Regions from separate parts of the Homo sapiens genome. Here region 2 is linked to region 1. The links are chromatin contacts, found by Hi-C or POLR2A ChIA-PET in ENCODE. All regions are on one chromosome and are shown on one strand. Each heading gives the region's core, a stretch centred on a gene start or an enhancer-like site at or near the end of the contact. The rest is flanking DNA. Distances are from core to core; before and after follow the strand shown.

Region 1 (4,049 bases), core at 573-3,072:
TTGTGACGGCAGGAGATTAATCTGGACTCGATTAGTTTTTCTTTGCAAAATGAGAACTGAATGAATTCTGTGGTCTCTTGTGGGGTCCCACCCTGGCTGCAAATAAAGCCACATCCTTTCGTTTTTCAAATTAAACCTGACTTGAGCTTCCAGAGATTGTCAGAGTATCCAATCCCTCTTTCTAAATTGCCCAGATTACTCAGTTCTAGTAATAAACACCTTTTGGAGAGAAAACGGATATCTATGACCAGTCTGCTAGGTAGGAGGTGCTTTCACCCTTGTCACAGCCTCACTGCAGACCCACACGGTGACAGTTCAGTGCAGCCTCCTCTCCTGTGACGATGCCACTGCCGGCTTGGATCTTTGCACTGAGTGGTTCTTCAGGGGAGGATGTGATTGGCTCTGAAGGCTCACAACCCTTGGGTTGCATTTCTTTGCTGGGCCATTTCCTCCAACAACTTGTCAATGCCTGGGCCTAGAGGACTTTGCAGGCCCAGCCACGCCCTGCACCCAAACCACCTCTGTGCCATTCCGCTGTTGTAGAGTTGGATTACACTTCTACATACCCTCCTGGACATCATGGTGAGTTCCCCTTTCAGGAACACTTAGGGTCTTTTCCTGCCGACAGAACCCATTCAGCCCACTCCAATCCATCAGTTGAGTAGTTTGTGGACTTACTCATTTACTTTACATTAAAATGACTCTTCCCAGAGCAACGGACACCTCCAGGAAGACTTGCTATCTCTAGGATAGAAAAGTGATTGGCACATTTTAAATGGTGACCTTCTTTCATTTAAAAACAAAAGGTAAAACAATCCTAATTAGCAACAGTAAGAAAAAGTGTCAGAGGCCTTTGAACCAGAGCAACTCCATCTTGAATAGGAGCTGGGCGAAATGAGGCTGAGACCTACATACTGGGCTGCATTCCCAGATGGGTAAGGCATTCTGTCACAGGATAAAATATGAGGTTAGCACAAGATACCAGTCATAAAGACCTTGCTGATAAAATAGATTGCAGTAAAGAAGCTGGCCAAATCCCACCAAAACCAAGATGGCAATGAGACTGACCTCTGGCTGTCCTCACTGCAACACTCCCGCCAGCACCATGACAGTTTACAAATGCCATGGCATCAACAGGAAGTTACCCTGTATGGTCTAAAAAGGGGAGGTATGAATAATCCACTCCTTGCTTAGCATATCATCAAGAAATAGCCATAAAAATGGGCAACCAGCAGCAAGTGGGGATGCTCTGTCTACGGAGTAGCCATCCTTTTATTCCTTTACTTTCTTAATAAACTTGCTTTCACTTTACTCTATGGACTTGCCCTGAATGCTTTCTTGCATGAGATCCAAGAACCCTCTCTTGGGGTCTGGATCCAGACCCCTTTCCTATAACAAAAGGAGAAGACGAAAGGAAGGATGAGGATATCTCACTCTGAGAAGCAAAACTTGTGTCAGTCAGCAACCCATTAAGCGGAGGCAGTCACTGATTGGAAATCATCTGCCAGGGTCCAAGTTTTCAGCTGAGTCTGTGGGAAATTGGTGCAGTATGTGGGTAGGGGGAGTCCATCTCCATGACAGAAAGGATGGGTGGTGGTCACCACCACCACCACCCACCCAGCAGCCACCTGGCCACATATGGTGGCCATATGCTGTGAGGGCCCTTCCTGCTTTCTCTCCTCTTGGATATAAAAGTGAGGGCCAACCACAGGCTGCCCAGAGTCCTGGGGGTGAGAGTGTCCATCCTGAGGCATCAAAAAAGTGTGGGTGGAGGCTGAGTGATTTTCAAAAAAGAGAAAGGGCAGCTTTGCAATGCAGTGTGGGGAGAGCAGACTGGGCTGATGCATGAGGCCGCAAAACAACCCAGAAAAACATCTCCGTGGCTTGCACAATCATCCTCTGAATATGTGTCATCAAACACGAGACCATCTTTACCTGGCAATAACGCAGCTGAAATCAGTCATTTAAGGAGTTTCTCACTATTACTGAGCCCAACATGGTCTTTAACTGTTGTCTACCCCATAAAAAAAAAAAAATAGGAGGCTGAAGTGCAGGAAAATTTTTTTTTCTTCTTAATCACATGAAATGTTGTGAGTACACGCCAGAGAATAGGCCTGAATTGGATGTTTTTTGATGCCTTAAATTTAAACAGCTGGGCTTTTTTTCTTTTTTTCTTTTCTTTTTTACAGTAGCTGCACTATCCTGTTTAACTTTTGAAATGAAGGATTTGAGTTTTCATAGGGAATCTACATTTCATCTTAAAGCTGGAACACAGCATCTTTAACTTTTCTCTAAAGTTGAGTTCTCTGCGGATCAGGATCCTCTTTTTGCTTCTTGTTCATCTTGTATGTCTGGGATATCATAGAGACAGAACCTAGCCGGAATATATACCTGGTAGTTCCAGGACCCTACATCCCATCAGATGCAAACCTAAGAAAGTGACTTGCTGATCTCTGGTTTTGTAATTAGAGAACAAGCCAAGAGAAAAGGTACACTTTTATAACTAGTGGTTGCTATAATTAAAGTTATTAGTTAAGGAAGAGCTGTTACTTGGGGCAAAACAATCAGAAGGAAATTTTAGCAATTAAGTCAAATTCATTGCAGTGGTGAATTTTTTTCCCTTCTGGAAAACAAAACAACCTTGGGTAAGTGTTCTCAAAGAGCATCTTGACTCTGCAGTGGCTGGAGAGCAAACAGTGAACAGTGAACTGTGCTGTTGACTCTATCAGTAGGTTAATTAAGAAAGCTGTTAGTGATGATAAAAAAGGCCAGCACATTTTCAGTTCATATTGACAAAATCCATGACATCGGCAGAACTGATGTTTGTTCAATACGAAGAAGACATGCTAGAGGCATTTAGGGGAAAAGGAGGACAAAGGAAGCTGATAGTTCAGTACGGGATGTCCCGTATTAACGTTAGCAGAGTTGTTCATTTGAAATTCCATGTGTCGTTTCCTCTCCTATAAATTATGTAAGCAGAGGTGTTTAGGGCCTCAGATTCCATCAGGAAAAAAAAAAAAAAACCTAGTTCTCTCATAATGGGGTAATCACAAAGGAGCACTGATTTGGGAGCTGAGAGACTGAATTCTGATTCTAGATCTGCATCTAACGTGCTGTGTGGTTGGGGACAGTGGATTTGACTCCGTGGGTTTCCATTTCTAGACTCTATGTATCTTTTAAGTACAGTCCAGTTTCAGAAACACAACAAACCTACCTTTCCTATGTAGCATCTTCCTTTGGGGGAAATACGTCCAAAACTTCAATATGGGATGATAGGAACCTATTGCCCACCGGGCATTACCAGTCCACCTGATCCACCCGATGGGCTGAGTGAGAGGGAGTCCCTCCTGTTCCAGCTGCTGCTGGGGTCTGGGCAAAGACTGATGAGGAGTCTGAGAGGAGACAGTGTTGGGGGTCATCCTACACGAGCCAATCCTGAAGGCAGACCTTGTCCAGGACAAGGCTTCTAGTTCCCAGTGAAGCTTTATTTCATCTGCTTAGCGTTTAGTGTTCTGTTTCTCTCTTGTTCCCACTCCCCTAGTTTGTCCCTTTGGAGCAACCAAGCACACAGTATTTGTGCAATTGCTTAGGGGAAATGGAGAGGAGTGAAGAGTGTTCTTTCTAGACTCTGGGGTGGAACTCCACTTCCTTCTCTTTTTCTTTTCTTTTCTTTTCTTTTTTTTTTTTTTTCTTTGAGATAGAGTCTTGCTCTGTCGCCGAGGCTGGAGTGCAGTGGTGCAATCTCGGCTCACCGCAACCTCCGCCTGCCGGGTTCAAGTGATTCTCCTGGCTCAGCCTCCTGAGTAGCTGGGACTACAGGCATGCGCCACCACGCCCGGCTAATTTTTGTATTTTTAGTAGAGACTGGGTTTCACCATATTGGCCAGGCTGGTCTCAAACTCCTGACCTCAAGTGATCCCCCCACCTCAGCCTCCCAAAGTGTTGGGATTACAGGCGTGAGCCACTGTGCCTGGCCCTCTTTTTCTTTCTTAGGAGGCTACCACTGGTGCACTCCTAGCTGGTATCGGCCCAGGGCAGGAGCCACTAGA
Region 2 (4,049 bases), core at 1,156-3,655, 36 kb after region 1:
TGTCCTTGTTCTTAGCAAATGAATACTTACTGCAGAGTGTGGAGCTGAATTAGTGGTAAATACATAACAAAAACTAAGCAAACAACTCGAAACAAGACAACTATTTGCTCTGAGGATCGCAGCAGAAATCCCTATATAAGAAAAAAAAATCCTAGTTCACTTATGAGGCTTAGTTATAAATAAAGCCCTATCCTTTTAATAGGGTAAGTAGGAAATATTGATTTAACTCAAATCGGTGATATCTGATTTTGTAGCTATATAAAGAGAATGGCGGTTATGGGATATGCAGATGAGTGTATCTATTATTTGTGTGATGTGGTAGTTTGCAAAAATGGCCACAATTCTTCTCTTCTCCCTGTATTGTTTGCAGTGTGACTTTATAGAATCTCCTCCCAAGAGGCAGAGTCTGTTTCTCCTCCTGTCAAATGGGACTGGCCTTGGGAGTGAATGTAGTGGATGTACCAGGAAGCCAGTTTGGAGCTTGGCCTTCAAGCAGCTTTCCATACTTCCTCTCAGACTGTTGCAGACCCACCATCCTCTATGTGAACAAGCTGGCCTGGCCTGCAAGAGGATAAAAGAGCACGAGGAGTGTGGGAGAGCCATCCCAGCTGAGGCCACTTAAGTCAGCCAGCCCCAGCCAACCCAGTAAGGGACCACAGCTGCACAAATGAGCTTAGCCAAGACTAGAAGGATGGGCCAGCTCAGCCAAGTTAAAATTGCTGATCCACAGAGTTTTGAGTAAATAAATGGTTGCTTTCAGCCAGTAAATTTTGGGGTGGTTTGTTACACAGCAAAAACTAATTGATGCTGTGTGCATATGTGTGTGTGTGTGTAGAAAAGGTGATAATGCAATAAAGCCAAGTTTTTGTGTTTTGCAATGGAAAATCAATACTTTTTTTTTTTTTTTTTGAGACAGAGTGTCATTCTGTTGCCCAGGCTGAATGCAATGGCGCCATCTTAGCTCACTGCAACCTCCGCCTCCCGGGTTCAAGCAATTCTCCTGCCTCAGCCTCCCGAGTAGCTAGGATTACAGGCACACGGCTAATTTGTGTATTTTTAGTAGAGACAGAGTTTCACCATGTTGGTCAGGCTGGTCTCAAACTCCTGACATCAGGTGATCCACCCGCCTTGGCCTCCCAAAGTGGTGGAATTACAGTCGTGAGCCACCACGCCCGGCCTAATGTATCTATTTATATCTAAAAAATGATGCCACACAGTAGTCGCATGTTAGTTAGACACATGGAAACAAAAACAGTGATGAGATTTTTAAGTGGATAATCCAAGGAGTAGAAACGAAGGGTCAGGAGGGATTGCAGCGGTGGGCTGTAATTTTTCATTATAGGGCTTGTAGAATTGTTTGATTTTTAAAAATTATGTACACATTTCATTTTGATAAAATAGCAAATTAAGTGGAAACCAAAAAAATAAATAAATGAACTTTCAAGTGACTGGTAGGCAGCTGGTGCACAGCATCTGCCACCACCAGCAATAGTCATGTGTTCGACACATGCCCTGGTGGCAAGAGGAATTTCCAGCTGAGACATTGCCATAACCAACTCAGTTTTCCCTTTTGATTAGTATTCATCCTTCATGCCTGCATGCTTGTGGTTAGCACACAAACTGAAAAAAAAAGTGCATGGAAAAGTTGGATCCAGAGTCTCAGACACTGCAGGTGTTCTCCGAGTTGTTAGTCTCCATTCTAATACAGTCCAATAAGGACCACAAACATCAAACATAATGGAGAACTGCCTGCAACCAAAGCCAGGGCATGGAAAAATTGCTCATTAAAAATTATTCTGCGGTTACAGTTTTGAACTGGCATGGATAAAAAGTGGAGCAGAGGCCGGGTGCAGTGGCTCATGCCTGTAATCCCAGCACTTTGGGAGGCCGAGGCAGGCGGATCACAAGGTCAAGAGATCGAGACCACCCTGGCCCACATGCTGAAACCCCATCTCTACAAAAAATATAAAAATTAGCTGGGCGTGGTGGTGCGCCTGTAATCCCAGCTACTCAGGAGGCTGAGGCAGGAGAATCGCTTGAACCCGGGAGGCAGAGGTTGCAGTGAGACAAGATCGCGCCACTGCACTCCAGCCTGGTGACAAAGTGAGACTCTGTCTCAAAAAAAAAAGTGGAGCAGATGGTCATATTCAACATGGTGAAAGGCTCTGTGAAAGCAAAACAGAAACCATACACCCGCAATGGCCACCAAAACGGCTGCTGACATACGATCACTCTTTTCTTGATGCTGCTCTCTGTGCTTTAAATGTATTTTCTCTTTGAAATGATCACTTTCAAGTGTGTTTATTAAATTCTGTCTCCCATGTTAGGTTGACAGGAAGTATGTAGTATTTGGGAAAAGGCACAGGAGGCAAAAATAAGATACTAGATATCAAGGGATGTGTTGGATTACTCAGGACAGGCTAGGATATGCCACAATAAAGAAAAACCCCAAACCTCTGTGACTTAACGTTTCCCACCGCATATGCAAAGTGGGTCTGCAGAGGGCCTCTGATGATCTAAGTACCTCAAAGTTCTAGAGTGGTGCATATTGCCATGATCAGTTCCTCTCAAAGCTGACTCAAAGCGATGTGTCTCACTTCTGCTCATATTTCATTAGTCAAAGCCATTCATGTGGTCATGTCTAAATTTAAAAAGGTGAAAGAAGGCAATGTTATCCAGAAAGAGAGCTGGAATACTTGTGAACTCTTCCAACTCAATCCAGTATTCCCTCTGCTCTAAAACATAGCTATATAGCACATAGAATATAAATTAGTTACGTTTATTTTTATCCAAAGTATACTTTTCCTAGATATGTCTTACTCCAGAAAATTATTATCCTTTAAAGGCAGATGATGAATCTGGCTAGAGGAGGAGGGCCTGGAAGGTTATATGAGGTACTAACGTTATGTAAAGTGATGTGGTTTCCTTTTTCTCTTCCTGTGGTTGAATGATGTAGCACACTATTTGCAGACCAATCCTGGTCTTCCTTAAGTGGTTTCTATAACAAGATAATTTTCTTTCACCAATCACTAACCAATTTATTTTCACTTCCAAGTGGAGCCTTATTTGTGCCTCAATTTTAGAGATTGTGAGTTTAAAAGAACACCACCTTCTGCCTGTTTAAGAAATAACCCAAGGTGCCCTGGAAATAAAAATGCAAATGCACGAATGGGAAAGCTTTATTTAGCTAAATCTCAAAGCAACAGTTGTGCTTTGAGAAGAAGTTAAGGGAAGAGGAGTGGCAGGACTGGACATTCAAAGAAGGATAATTTTCAGAATGAGATAGTGTGGAGTGGAGGAGGAATAGAGATTTCCATCCCTGGGCACGAAATAAGGAAACGTATTTTTCTGCAGTTATTTGTGAAGAACTTCAGTGATAAGCACTGTGCTTCTCCTTAAATAAAGACTGAAACAGAGAAGTAGCAGTTCCAAATACTTAGCCAAAGTTCCCAAAACCTTTGATCCAACAATTCTAAATACTTAGTGCATCAAATCCAACTACAGTCACAACTCTGTGCTAAAACTCAAGCAACAAGAAAGCTGAAATAATCAGAACTCTTTATTACCTTGGAATAAGAAAAAGCACATGGCAAATAAACCAGTTGAAATCGGGCACACCTTCAAAAGAAAAGCAATTCCCAGGGTGTTACAGGGTCAGGACCGCCTTTAGCCAATTTCTCAACTTTTTTAAAACACATGTTATGCTCAGGCAGAAATAAACTTCATTGAAATGAATTACTGTCTTAACTTTGTTCAGTTTGAACTTCAACATCTTTATGATGGAAGGTACCAACTAATCTGAATGGTAACTACAAGGCCCTTAACATAGGACTTAATGAGATTTGTTGTGTATATTTGTGGTGACTCCTCAAACTCAGGAGTGTGTGCCACAAGGTATAAGCCACTGATTAATTGTCTGAGAGCACCTCAGTTCTTCCTCACTGACATGCTGGTGACACATCACTGTCAGAGTCCGAAAAAGTGGCCTGAGCTGGTCTGCTCCGAATTCTCTTCTCTTCTTCCATGTTCTTTGTTTCATGCGCCATGCC

Evidence for each region. A loop is a pair of places that touch in the nucleus more often than their neighbours do. ChIA-PET counts read pairs that join two places held with the same protein, here RNA polymerase II (POLR2A). Pooled maps may share reads with other maps.
Region 2: a loop to region 1 is called in a pooled map, with 16 times the contacts of the local background. The contact joins two enhancer-like sites. A Hi-C loop is called at or near these places in 11 of 37 single-sample maps with no recorded cell type and 14 of 50 pooled maps. POLR2A ChIA-PET finds 5 or more read pairs at or near these places in 4 of 52 experiments (A673, CD4-positive, alpha-beta T cell, GM10248 and 1 more).

Annotation. Positions count from the first base shown.
Region 1 is chr6:21,400,714-21,404,762 of GRCh38, forward strand. No RefSeq gene overlaps it. Among named protein-coding and RNA genes, the nearest start is that of LINC00581, 110 kb to the right of the region's middle. Within about 2 kb of position 1,823, at least 3 of the 41 ENCODE cell types and tissues checked have a DNase peak (open chromatin) inside an H3K27ac peak, as active enhancers do.
Region 2 is chr6:21,436,211-21,440,259 of GRCh38, forward strand. No RefSeq gene overlaps it. Among named protein-coding and RNA genes, the nearest start is that of LINC00581, 74 kb to the right of the region's middle. Within about 2 kb of position 2,406, at least 4 of the 41 ENCODE cell types and tissues checked have a DNase peak (open chromatin) inside an H3K27ac peak, as active enhancers do.